Linked DNA regions of Homo sapiens: region 1 is linked to region 2. Evidence: chromatin contacts called from ENCODE Hi-C data. All regions are on one chromosome and are shown on one strand. The core of a region is the stretch at or near the end of the contact, and the rest is flanking DNA. Distances in the headings are between cores, read along the strand shown.

What was found. Hi-C counts contacts between places; a loop is a spot of excess contacts on that map. Pooled maps may share reads with other maps.
Region 1: a loop to region 2 is called in a pooled map, with 4 times the contacts of the local background. The contact joins the promoter of CCL3 here to the promoter of CCL15-CCL14 in region 2. A Hi-C loop is called at or near these places in 1 of 37 single-sample maps with no recorded cell type and 2 of 50 pooled maps.

What each region holds. Positions count from the first base shown.
Region 1 is chr17:36,084,797-36,091,679 of GRCh38, reverse strand. CCL3 (C-C motif chemokine ligand 3) reads left to right here and starts at 1,537. Exons shown (of 3, transcript NM_002983.3): 1 at 1,537-1,694; 2 at 2,383-2,497; 3 at 2,918-3,424. The coding sequence starts at 1,622. The coding sequence ends at 3,008. CCL3-AS1 (CCL3 antisense RNA 1) reads right to left here. Exons shown (of 3, transcript NR_186417.1): 3 at 1,818-2,134.
Region 2 is chr17:35,999,068-36,005,282 of GRCh38, reverse strand. It overlaps CCL15-CCL14 (CCL15-CCL14 readthrough (NMD candidate)), which reads left to right and starts at 3,245. Exons shown (of 7, transcript NR_027922.3): 1 at 3,245-3,866. It overlaps CCL15 (C-C motif chemokine ligand 15), which reads left to right and starts at 3,730. Exons shown (of 4, transcript NM_032965.6): 1 at 3,730-3,866. The coding sequence starts at 3,791. It overlaps LOC107985068 (a long non-coding RNA gene), which reads right to left and starts at 3,754. Exons shown (of 2, transcript XR_001752854.2): 1 at 3,667-3,754.

The DNA.
Region 1 (6,883 bases), core at 288-2,787, 88 kb before region 2:
TCATTAAAACCAACTAAATCTATTTCTCATTATAAAATGAGGTATGCTGATTGATTGTGAAAGAATAAAATAACAAAGTATGGAAAAGAAAAAAAAGCATATAATCTGGCTGAGAAGGTAGAGACCCTTCCACACCACTGAAATTATGTATTGAAAAGAATAAGTAAAAAACTGCTTCAATTTGGCATGATTTATGTAAGTATAGTATAGGATCCTTAAAATGGTTCAAAGAAATGGGAAATCAAGACTTCATTTTGGCCAAAACCATTGAACAGAAACTTCAGCATATTTATCAATAATTTCTTTCAGATTAAACAACTGACAACAACCTATTTTTCAACCAGTGATGTTGGAAATGTTTTTTTAAAAATTAGTTTATAAATTTGTGGGCTGACCAAGAAGGTAATAAAGTCTAACTAAGTAAAATGAGAAAAATTCAGAAAAAGAAAAAAATAAGAAAATAAATCACCCAGGGACCTATCACACAAATATAAGAACTATTCATTCTTTAAGGCATGTATTTCCAAGCCTTTGTATTTTTTTCCATGCTTAGGGTTGGCAAGGAATATATATATATTTGTACAAATATATATGTGTATATGTACAAATACATGTATATATAGTACAAATATATATATATATTTGTACAATTCTTCAGACTTTGTAGAATTTGTATAATGTCGTATCTTGCTTTTTTTAACCACTGATGTTATAAGCATATTTATGCCACTTCATTCATTTTAGAGACTTAATAATAAATGATCTAGTGGATAATTTATCATTCCCTGATGGAGAAAAATTTAGCTTTGTTTATTTTAGAGTTATAAACGATGCTGGGTCAGGTATCTTTATGTTTGAAGATGGCTCCATATTTGGGTTGTTTCCACAGAACTCTTTCCTAGAAATGCTTTTTCTAGGTTAATGGCTACAGATATTTCTAGGCACCTGACATATTGACACCCACCTCTAAAGTATTTTTATGATCCACAACTAGCGTTTAACACAGCGCCCTAGTCACTACATGACTAATAAATAGACAAATGACTGAAACATGACCTCATGCTTTCTATTCCTCCAGCTTTCATTCAGTTCTTTGCCTCTGGGAGGAGGAAGGGTTGTGCAGCCCTCCACAGCATCAGCCCATCAACCCTATCCCTGTGGTTATAGCAGCTGAGGAAGCAGAATTGCAGCTCTGTGGGAAGGAATGGGGCTGGAGAGTTCATGCACAGACCAGTTCTTATGAGAAGGGACTGACTAAGAATAGCCTTGGGTTGACATATACCCCTCTTCACACTCACAGGAGAAACCATTTCCCTATGAAACTATAACAAGTCATGAGTTGAGAGCTGAGAGTTAGAGAATAGCTCAAAGATGCTATTCTTGGATATCCTGAGCCCCTGTGGTCACCAGGGACCCTGAGTTGTGCAACTTAGCATGACAGCATCACTACGCTTAAAAATTTCCCTCCTCACCCCCAGATTCCATTTCCCCATCCGCCAGGGCTGCCTATAAAGAGGAGAGCTGGTTTCAGACTTCAGAAGGACACGGGCAGCAGACAGTGGTCAGTCCTTTCTTGGCTCTGCTGACACTCGAGCCCACATTCCGTCACCTGCTCAGAATCATGCAGGTCTCCACTGCTGCCCTTGCTGTCCTCCTCTGCACCATGGCTCTCTGCAACCAGTTCTCTGCATCACGTGAGTCTGAGTTTCGTTGTGGGTATCACCACTCTCTGGCCATGGTTAGACCACATCAATCTTTTCTTGTGGCCTAAAAGCCCCCAAGAGAAAAGAGAACTTCTTAAAGGGCTGCCAAACATCTTGGTCTTTCTCTTTAAGACTTTTATTTTTATCTCTAGAAGGGGTCTTAGCCCCCTAGTCTCCAGGTATGAGAATCTAGGCAGGGGCAGGGGAGTTACAGTCCCTTTTACAGATAGAAAAACAGGGTTCGAAACGAATCAGTTAGCAAGAGGCAGAATCCAGGGCTGCTTACTTCCCAGTGGGGTATGTTGTTCACTCTCCAGCTCACTCTAGGTCTCCCAGGAGCTCTGTCCCTTGGATGTCTTATGAGAGATGTCCAAGGCTTCTCTTGGGTTGGGGTATGACTTCTTGAACCAGACAAAATTCCCTGAAGAGAACTGAGATAAGAGAACAGTCCGTTCAGGTATCTGGATCACACAGAGAAACAGAGAACCCACTATGAAGAGTCAAGGAGAAAGAAGGATACAGACAGAAACAAAGAGACATTTCTCAGCAAAAATGCCCAAATGCCTTCCAGTCACTTGGTCTGAGCAAGCCTGCCTTCCTCAACTGCTCGGGGATCAGAAGCTGCCTGGCCTTTTCTTCTGAGCTGTGACTCGGGCTCATTCTCTTCCTTTCTCCACAGTTGCTGCTGACACGCCGACCGCCTGCTGCTTCAGCTACACCTCCCGGCAGATTCCACAGAATTTCATAGCTGACTACTTTGAGACGAGCAGCCAGTGCTCCAAGCCCGGTGTCATGTAAGTGCCAGTCTTCCTGCTCACCTCTATGGAGGTAGGGAGGGTCAGGGTTGGGGCAGAGACAGGCCAGAAGGCTATCCTGGAAAGGCCCAGCCTTCAGGAGCCTATCGGGGATACAGGACGCAGGGCTCCGAGGTGTGACCTGACTTGGAGCTGGAGTGAGGCATGTGTTACAGAGTCAGGAAGGGCTGCCCCAGCCCAGAGGAAAGGGACAGGAAGAAGGAGGCAGCGGGACACTCTGAGGGCCACCCCTACTGAGTCACTGAGAGAAGCTCTCTAGACAGAGATAGGCAGGGGGCCCCTGAAAGAGGAGCAAGCCCTGAGCTGCCCAGGACAGAGAGCAGAATGGTGGGGCCATGGTGGGCCCAGGATTCCCCTGCTGGATTCCCCAGTGCTTAACTCTTCCTCCCTTCTCCACAGCTTCCTAACCAAGCGAAGCCGGCAGGTCTGTGCTGACCCCAGTGAGGAGTGGGTCCAGAAATATGTCAGCGACCTGGAGCTGAGTGCCTGAGGGGTCCAGAAGCTTCGAGGCCCAGCGACCTCGGTGGGCCCAGTGGGGAGGAGCAGGAGCCTGAGCCTTGGGAACATGCGTGTGACCTCCACAGCTACCTCTTCTATGGACTGGTTGTTGCCAAACAGCCACACTGTGGGACTCTTCTTAACTTAAATTTTAATTTATTTATACTATTTAGTTTTTGTAATTTATTTTCGATTTCACAGTGTGTTTGTGATTGTTTGCTCTGAGAGTTCCCCTGTCCCCTCCCCCTTCCCTCACACCGCGTCTGGTGACAACCGAGTGGCTGTCATCAGCCTGTGTAGGCAGTCATGGCACCAAAGCCACCAGACTGACAAATGTGTATCGGATGCTTTTGTTCAGGGCTGTGATCGGCCTGGGGAAATAATAAAGATGCTCTTTTAAAAGGTAAACCAGTATTGAGTTTGGTTTTGTTTTTCTGGCAAATCAAAATCACTGGTTAAGAGGAATCATAGGCAAAGATTAGGAAGAGGTGAAATGGAGGGAAATTGGGAGAGATGGGGAGGGCTACCACAGAGTTATCCACTTTACAACGGAGACACAGTTCTGGAACATTGAAACTACGAATATGTTATAACTCAAATCATAACATGCATGCTCTAGGAGAATTCACTACTCGAATGGCCACCATTAAGCATAGTATTCTGTAGGGCATATTCATGATGAATCAAGCTCTTAATAGCAATTATTTACATTGTTGAGGCTTACTCCTCCTACTGAGCGCTTTTTATACATTGCTCATTTAATCTTACCAATGCAATAGTACAGCTTAGGTACTATTAATACCTCCACTTGACAGAAAAGTAACCCAGGGCTCAGAAAGGTTAGACAACTTGGCTGAGGTTACACAGCACGTAAACGGTCAATTGTGTTCCAAAACTGGACTTTTATTGAACTACAGACTATGCTGTTAACCATTGACCAAGTTATTTCCCAAAGTATGACCCGCCTATACTCAAATCTTACCCCATTCTTTAACAGATGATACTTTATCCATTGCAACCACTTCCTGTCAGGATTCTGAGTTGACATAGAGTGTTTGAGCAGTGATTGTTGAAGCCACTTAAATAGGATCTTTAAGTGTAGACCTGGGAACTGATATTTTTATCAAGCTCATGAGGTGTTCCATAGCATGTTAATGACTGAGAGCCACTGTCAATAGAATTCACCACTGTTTTCTAAATGTGGTAAGTCTCTGCATATGGCAACAGGTGTATTATACATTATTTCTCTAGAATCTACACTCTACAAAATAAATAGCTAATGTTAGAGAAGGAAAAGACAATCAGCTTCTGTGTGGAGCAGGATGCTGTCTATAGGTTTACTGTGAAAGGTAAGTTATTTAATAGATGGATTGTTTGCATTATCTGTACAAGAAATCCATACTAAGCTAGGGTCCTTTTTGCAGAAGAAAGAGAAATTCAAAATATTTGTGTGAAAACCAAACGTGTTAATTTTTACGAGCTATGCTTATTTCATTTTGTTTCAAATAATCTATTTTTTGTGTCCAAACATGTTTAGAATTGTAGTGTTCCAACTCTTTAAAGCATAAACACTACTACTTAGCAAATATTAAAATGCATATACTATGTGAACTACATCCCATTTGACCTGATCCCATTTCTAGGAATCTGCTTCATAGAAACACTGCCAAAAGATAAGATATGTAGACATGAGGATATTCTTTGCAGTGTGGTTGGCAAACAGCAAAGAAATGCAAACAGTCATCAGTAGGGGATTAATCAGTAGAGGATTAAGATGTCCATCAGTGGAATATTCTGAAGTCAGTAAAAAAAAAGTAGCACACATCTATAACTGTGGAAAGTGTCCATAATATTATATGTAAAAGGCAGACCTAATTACATTCAGTATATGCATATATATTCTCTACATATGCTATGGAACTATCTGTAAAGTATATTATTTTGTTTTATTTTTAAATGCCATATATACATATATATTTACATAGGCAAATATTTGGAAAGATACACATCAAATAGCTAACTGATTTCTTTGAGGAAATGAGGCTTTTTTTTTTTTTTAGGAATGAGGGTTTTTCCTTTTTATATTCTGCACTTTTAAAACTTTGAGTTATTTTCTGATTAGCTTGCATAGCTTACCTCTCTGGTCTCATCTTACCCTATTCTTTGATGGGTGATATTCCATCCATCACAACCACTTTCTGGTAGGGATTCTGAGTTGATGCAGAGAGGATAGAGCTCAACCTGGCTTATACTGTTTTGATGCCATGATGGCTTTCATATAATGAGGGTACAGCAACAAACACGTCTTTTTGACAAGGCTGTTTCTCTCTCTCTCTCTCTCTCTCACACACACACACGCACACACACACACACACACACACACACACACACACAAGCAGCTTTTGTCCCCATAGACGCAGTGAAGGTGTCATCATTCCTTCTTTATTGGCTTTCAGGAAAAAATATAGGGGCATACAATATTTGCCTGCACTGAATTGTTTCTCAAGGTCTAGAAACCCAAAGCTAAACGAAGTTTAATCATGCCCAACATTCCCTAAATACAAGTGTTATGAACAAACAGTAAGTTGAACAAAGACCCCTGATAGGGAACTGGAGAATGGGTACTGCATTTTTAAGCAGTTCAGCTGATCTGGCAGTCCCTAGCTCTCCTCCCTGGGAGAATGTCCTCTATGGACAATCTGAGATGTGCAATGTGGAGGATCTGCTTTCTGGAGGCTGCTGACTTCCTGTCTGTGTGAGTTAGCCTGAGGTTGCCTTAGGTATTGTGCAATCAGCAACTTTTTGGAACCAGTCTTATGGTTTCTTTGGCAATGTGACTCCCTTCTAATGTCTGTAGGCTACTATTTGCTTCTGATCAATTCCATGGGCCAGGTAGCCAGAAGCAGACAGGTTGTCAGTTACATAGTTTGCATTTGCATTTTAACTGGGGTTGGGGATGTGCATTTTCTTTTTTCTTTTTTTTTTTTTTTTTTTGAGATGGAGTCTCCCACTATCACCCAGGCTAGAGTGCAGTGGCGTGATCGCGGCTCACTGTAACCTCCGCCTTCCGGGTTCAAGCGATTCTCCTGCCTCAGCCTCCCAAGTAGCTGAATTACAGGTGCCCGCCACCACACCCAGCTAAGTTTTTATATTTTTAGTAGAGATAGGGTTTCACCATGTTGGCCAGGCTGGCCTCTAACTCCTGACCTCATGATCCGCCAGCATTGGCCTCCCAAAGTGCTGAGCTTACAGGCGTGAGCCACTGCGCCCAGCTGGGGATGTGCACTTTCTAGCACAGACTGCACTACCATTGTCACCCCGACCTCCCAGCCCCTGGTGAGAGACCTCTGCCTGCATCTTGGCCCATGTGGAGGTGATGAATATTTGACGCTTGGCCTCATTATGTCTCTCATCTTCCTGTCTCTGCTCATGCTAACTTTATCTTAGAGTAGAAAATCCTGCATTTACAGCCCTTTCAGTCTTCAGATTACTGGATTCTCAGTCAACAGGCTGGAAGGGCCTTTTTAGCAAGTCGCATTTCTTCTTTTTCAATTTCAGATGAGCCCATTTCAAAGTAGCCTAAACTCTTTCTTAAAGGACCTTACTGATATAATACACAGCAACTAAATTCCAATATTCAGAATCTTTTCTAACAAATTCCTTAATGCTGCAGCCTTGGTATTTGGCACAGGCTTTTAGCACCAAAATAAGACAGACCATAGTTCAACCAGCACGTGCAATACCTTGTAATGGGTATGGCAAAAGGTAGTGCCCAGACAGGACAGCATGGTGAATATCACCTGGGAACTTGGGAGAAAGGCATATTCTGAGCCCCACTTCCTTTCTTAATAGACTAGGGCCCAGCAA
Region 2 (6,215 bases), core at 1,996-4,495:
CCAGTACTTTGGGAGGCTGAGGTGGGAGGATCACTTGAGCCCAGGAGTTGGAGGTTACAGTGAGCTATGATCAAGCCACTGCATCCCAGTCTGGGTGACAGAGCAAGACCTAGCTCAAGAAAAAAATTAAAAAACAAAAATAAAAACTGTCTTTTATCATTTGCCCAGATGACACAACATTGTCATTTACTTAATATTTAACCCATGATAACCTCATGTAGATTCTTATTTTCCAGCAATTTTTAATTGACCTTGTTAAATCAACTTTAGCCTAAAGCTGCCTTCTCACTTATTTTAAGTTCAGCCTAATCTGTACATAGTGAACTGTAACCTGAATCGAGGTGTAAACAGGCTGTAACCTACTCTCGTGCCAATCACTGAGTTTTGTCCAGTCAAAGGGGACCACCTATTCAAACCATGTTTGAATAAGGTAAACACCCAGCTGTAATAAATTCAGCTGTTGCTGTACCTCACTTCCATTTCCTGTGATCACTTTTCTTTTTCTGTCTATAAATCTTCTACCACGTGGCTGTGCTGGAGTCTCTATGAACCTACTCTGGCTCAAGAGGCTTCCTTATTCGCAAATTGTTCTTTGCTCAGTTAAACTCTGTTAAATTTAATTTGGCTAAGGTTTTTAGCAACCTTTTTTCTTATTAACCAAGAGAGTAATACTTGTCTTCCTTTCATTATCATCATTCTGCATTTGTACTTGCAGACTCACACCATTTGTTTTATACTAATGAAACCAACTTTGCAAAAATTATAACAGTGAGAAAACCATGACAATGGGAAGATCTGATCTAGCCCACTCTCTTCTTGCCTTTAGCTTTCAAGCTGCCAGACATTTAGTTTATAGTTTAGATGATTAGCCCTTCCCCAAAACTCAACCACTTTTGTAAAGCTAATGAGAGACTACCAGGCTAGGAGGATAGAGGAGCCTGAATTTTGCTAAGGTGAAAGTGCAGACATAAATGATTGCCAGCCATTATTGTGGAGGTCACAAGATATGCAACTTCCCAATTTCTCCTGCAGATAACATCACTACTGTAGAACCTAAGTTTGGCCTTCTGAGATACCTTTTCAGGTTTTTTTTTGCATTGAGATACTGATGATGGTTCCACCTGGACCCACCAACAGCTCCTGCGGCACCACCCAGAAGCCATTCAGCCTACAGGAGGTGAATTTCCCACACCTCTATGATTGCACCCCCCAAGCAGTCAGCAGCAAGCTCCCTTTGCCTAGCCACATTCATCTCCTCCCCCAAACTACCTTTCAAAAACTTTTAACCTGTGAGCCTTCGATGAGATTGATCTGAGTAATAACTCTTTACTGCAATGCGATGGTTTTTGTGCAGCAGGTACGGTATCTATCTCACCGTTGGAGACATTCTTCAAGGACCTTGTAACTGCACACTTGGAAGTTTGTTAAGGGGGTAAATCTCATGTTATGTGGCTGATTTGTTTTGTTTTGACACAGGGTCTCACTCTGTCACCCAGGCTGGAGTACAGTGGTGTGATCATAGGTCACTGCAGCCTGCAGCACGCCCAAGCACAAGAAATCCTCCTGCCTCAGCCTCTCAAGTAACTGGGACTGCAGGCCCGTGCCACCAAGCCTGTTTTTTTTTTTTTGTAGAAATGAGGTCTCGCTTTGTTGCTTAGGATGGTCTGGAACTCCTGAGCTCAAGCTTAAGTGCTGGGATTACAGGCATGAGCCACTGTACCTGGCCATGTTTTTTTTTAATGTCTCACACACACACACACACACACACACACAGCCTGTTGTATGGGGGCGGGGGAATGAGGAGAGCCATTAAATAAATAAGCACTTAAAATAGAATGTGACTGGTGCTATCGTAGATTTAAGTACCAGATAGATGCTGTACCAGAAACACTGAAAAGGGACACCTGGCCCAGCCTCGTGGGAGCGACAGCCAAGAAGTCTTTCTGGCAGAGCTGACTGCTGAGTAGAGTTAATGGGTTGCTAGGAATTAGTATTGCACAGGGCCAATTTACCCATTAGGCATTTAGTATTGGGGTCCTGAAAAAAAAAATTAACTCCAAAAGAAAAAAGTATAAAATCTAAATTAATAGGTGCATCACTATTTAAACTTAATATGCATTTAAATGCCATTACATTAGAAACTAGAGGAGTTGTGCATATAAGGAGAACCCTATTCTGAAGGACTTTCTACACTCATACACAAACCTTGGAGTTGACTCAAGTCCATGAGAAGCCACTGGCAGATTCTGTTTGAAAAATCACAGCCAAGTTCGCAGATTAGAGAATTCCCTCTGGTGGCCACCCTTTATCATAGGCTTTGGAGGCACTTGAAGGTCCAAGATGGGGTGGTTAGAACTTGACGTGGCATCATCAGTGCCTGGGAAGGTCTTCTAGCCTCTAATCTTGAGATTTTCCAGTTCTCCATTTTCGTGGCCAGCTTGACTCATTCTTACCTTTGAAGTCCCTTTGTTTGGGAGGCCGAGGCAGGTGGATCACCTGAGGTCAGTAGTTCGAGACCAACCTGACTAATATGGTGAACACCCCCGTCTCTACTAAACATACAAAATTAGCTGAGTGTGGTGGCACATGCCTGTAATCCCATCTACTCAGGAGGCTGAGGCAGGAGAATCGCTTGAACCCAGAAGGTGGAGTTTGCAGTGAGTGAGAATGCACCACTGCACTCCAGCCTGGGCAACAAGAGCAAAACTCCGTCTCAAAAAAAAAAAAAATCCCTGTTTCATAGTAGGTAGTTATTCAGACATGAGCAGGGCGGGAGAGCCCCCTGCCCCACCATGAATGTCAGACAACCATCAGATGATGGTCAGGCAGTTGTTACACTGTCTCTCTAAAACAGTAATTGGTCAAAGCCAGCACCAGCAAAGACAGTCTCCCAATAGATAGAAATATCTCAAACTGGTGATCAACAGTTTCCCATTAAGATCTCAGGAGTCAGGCAAGTAGGCTCAAGTATGTGCACTAAGAGGCAAAATGGCAGAGTTCAACTGGTATGTGACCTAGGAACACTTGACTGGTCAAGAAGGAATGCCTCAAGTGAGCATGCGTACAACTCCAGTAAGCACACTGTGCATGCAGCCCCTCCCTAGTGCTGGCAGACCACTGCGCATGCGGAATGCCAGCATATAAAACCCCAATCCAAAGGTCAAACCAGGCACTTGAATCTCTCCAGTCACCTGCTTGGCACTTTTCCAAGTGTTCTTTACTTTCATTCCTGCTCTAAATCTTGTCTCGGTCTCTCACTCTGCCTTATACCCCTCAGTTGAATTATTTCTTCTGAGGAGGCAAGAACTGAGGCTGCTGCAGACTGATATGGATTCACCACTGCTAACACCTCCTGGTTGGAACTACAGGAATAGAACTGGAAAGGGAAAAAAGGCAGCATTCACCACATCCCAATCCTGAATCCAAGAGTCTAAGATAGTCCCCCACTCCTATCTCAGGCTTAGAGGATTAGATTAATCTCCTGGAGGGAAGACTCTTCCTTGAAACATTTTTTTTTATCTGCCTGTAGCTATTGGGATAATTCGGGAAATCCACAGGGACAGTTCAAGTCATCTTTGTCCTCTACTTTCTGTTGCACTCTCAGCCTTGTTCTCTTTTTAGAAACTGCATGGTAACTATTATATAGCTAAAGAAGAGCATTCTGACCTCTGCCCTGGGACTTCCTGGATCCTCCTCTTCTTATAAATACAAGGGCAGAGCTGGTATCCCGGGGAGCCAGGAAGCAGTGAGCCCAGGAGTCCTCGGCCAGCCCTGCCTGCCCACCAGGAGGATGAAGGTCTCCGTGGCTGCCCTCTCCTGCCTCATGCTTGTTGCTGTCCTTGGATCCCAGGCCCAGTTCACAAATGGTGAGTCCAGTGAGCTTTCTCCCAGGTGACCAGGTCCATGGTAACTCAAGCTCTGGGACGGAGACATGTTGTGACTACTCTCCAGCCCAGACATGGTTATGGAACTTATTTAAAAAGCACCAGCAGGGTATAGACCTGGCTCTGTCTGCAGCCTTTGGACCCTGGCGGGGAAAGGTACACAGATGACTGGTCCCATTTGGGGCCAATTATTTCCCTTTTCACAGCAAAAATTATCTGATTTTTTCCCTTAGCTGATATTTTAGCTGGAACAAAAGAACTGTAATTAAATTGTAAATTTGTAAAAAGAATCATACAATTTTATGGTGCTAGAACTGCTATCTACCATCTGGTGTAAAATTATGATTTGTGAGAGGAAAAGGAACCAGCCAGGTAAGTGACTCACCCAAGATCACTGTCTCACTTGTTCCTGTGGAATCTTAATTTGTGGAGGTGAATGTCAACGCAAAGAGGTCAATGACATTGAAAAAAGAATGTATTATTTACATTTCCCAAGAGAAGGAGGTACACCGTGACACACGGGGCCCCAAGGGAAGCATCCAGGGCAGGAGTCACGGGCAGGAGTCACGGGCAGGAGTCACAAACAGGAGGGAAGGGACAACCTATGCCAGAACCTTTATTGGGGTTTCTCGGGGGAAAGCAAGGCAGCACAGAGCATACACTTTAGGGCTGGGTAGTCTGAATAAGCCTTTCAGGCTTTGGGGTATAGGGATAGTCTCTAGCTGTCTAGTACTCATCCTTAGGATGATTTAGAGCAGTGGAAATACTGGCTTGGTGTGTGTGAGTTAGCAAAGGAGGTGGATGGGCATATGGGCTCAGGATTTTTTGATTTGTATATGAAAGGTCTAAACCCTTAGCTATCTCTATGAATTGGTTAGCCCTGCAATGGGCAGTCTCTCCCGAGCTGTCAAGATTTTTTTTTTTTTTTTTTTTTTTGAGATGGAGTTTCACTCTGTCTCCCAGGCTGGAGTGCAGTGGTGCGATCTCGGATCACTGAAAGCTCTGCCTACCAGGTTCAATGAATTATCCTTCCTCAGCCTCCAGAGTAGTTGGGATTAAGGCATGCGCCACCAAGCCCAGCTGATTTTTGTGTCTTTTTAGTAGAGGCGGGGTTTCACCATGTTGGCCAGACTAGTCTCCAACTCCTGGCCTCAGGTGATCCGCCCACCTCGGCCTCCCAAAGTGTTGGGATTACAGGTGTGAGCCACCGCGCCTGGCCACTGTAAAGATTTTTTTTTTTTTTTTTTTGAGATGGAGTCTCACTCTGTCGCCCAGGCTGGAGTGCAGTGGCACGATCTCAGCTCACTGCAAGCTCCGCCTCCCCGGTTCACGCCATTCTCCTGCCTCAGCCTCCCGAGTAGCTGGGACTACAGGCGCCTGCCACCACGCCCGGCTAATTTTTTGTATTTTTAGTAGAGATGGGGTTTCACCATGTTAGCCAGGATGGTCTCAATCTCCTGATCTCGTTATCTGCCCACCTCGGCCTCCCAAAGTGCTGGGATTACAGGCCTGAGCCACCACGCCTGGCTGCATTTTTCTATTTAGCATAATACAGGTATGCAATCCCTTATCAAAATCCTATCAGGCTAGATGTATTTTGGAATACAGAATTTCTCTGGTTTTTAAAAGGTAATACACGCTAGGCATGGTGGCTCACCTATAATCCCAGCACTTTGGGAGGCTGAGCTAGGAGAATTGCTTGACCACAGGAGTTCAAGACCAGCCTGGGCATCATAGCAAGACCTCATCACTACAAAAAGGTAAACTATTAGCTAGGCATTGTGGCTCGCACCTGTAGTTCCAGCTTCTCAGGAGGCTGAGGCAGGAGGATCACTTGAGCCCAGGACCTCAAGGCTGCAGTGAGTTATGATCATACCACTGCGCCCCAGCCTGGGTGACAGAAAAAGACCCTGTCTCAATTAAAAAAAAAAAAAAAAGTAATACATACCTAGATGGTACTTATCCTTGGTGGGGCCAAGGAAGACTATTTCAATCAAACACAGCAATTTTTCTGTAGCAAACACATGAATATTTCTGCTAACTGGGATGAATAAATACCATAATAGACTCACTTCACTTAAGGGGATACTGTGCCACCATAAACGCTGATAAAACCTCTCTGTTTCCAGAGCCCTATAATAAAAAATTATTCCAGAAATGTGTAGAAAAACTTGTAGACTGTGTCACATCATGTAGACATTCCATTAACTGAACCGTGTGAGGTTCAGTTGCTTTTAGTATTTCAGAGTCAATACAAAGTTTTCATGTCTACATTTTCAAAAGGTCTCTGAAAAGTCTCAGGGCCCTAATGGAATAAATGGGCCAGGAGGC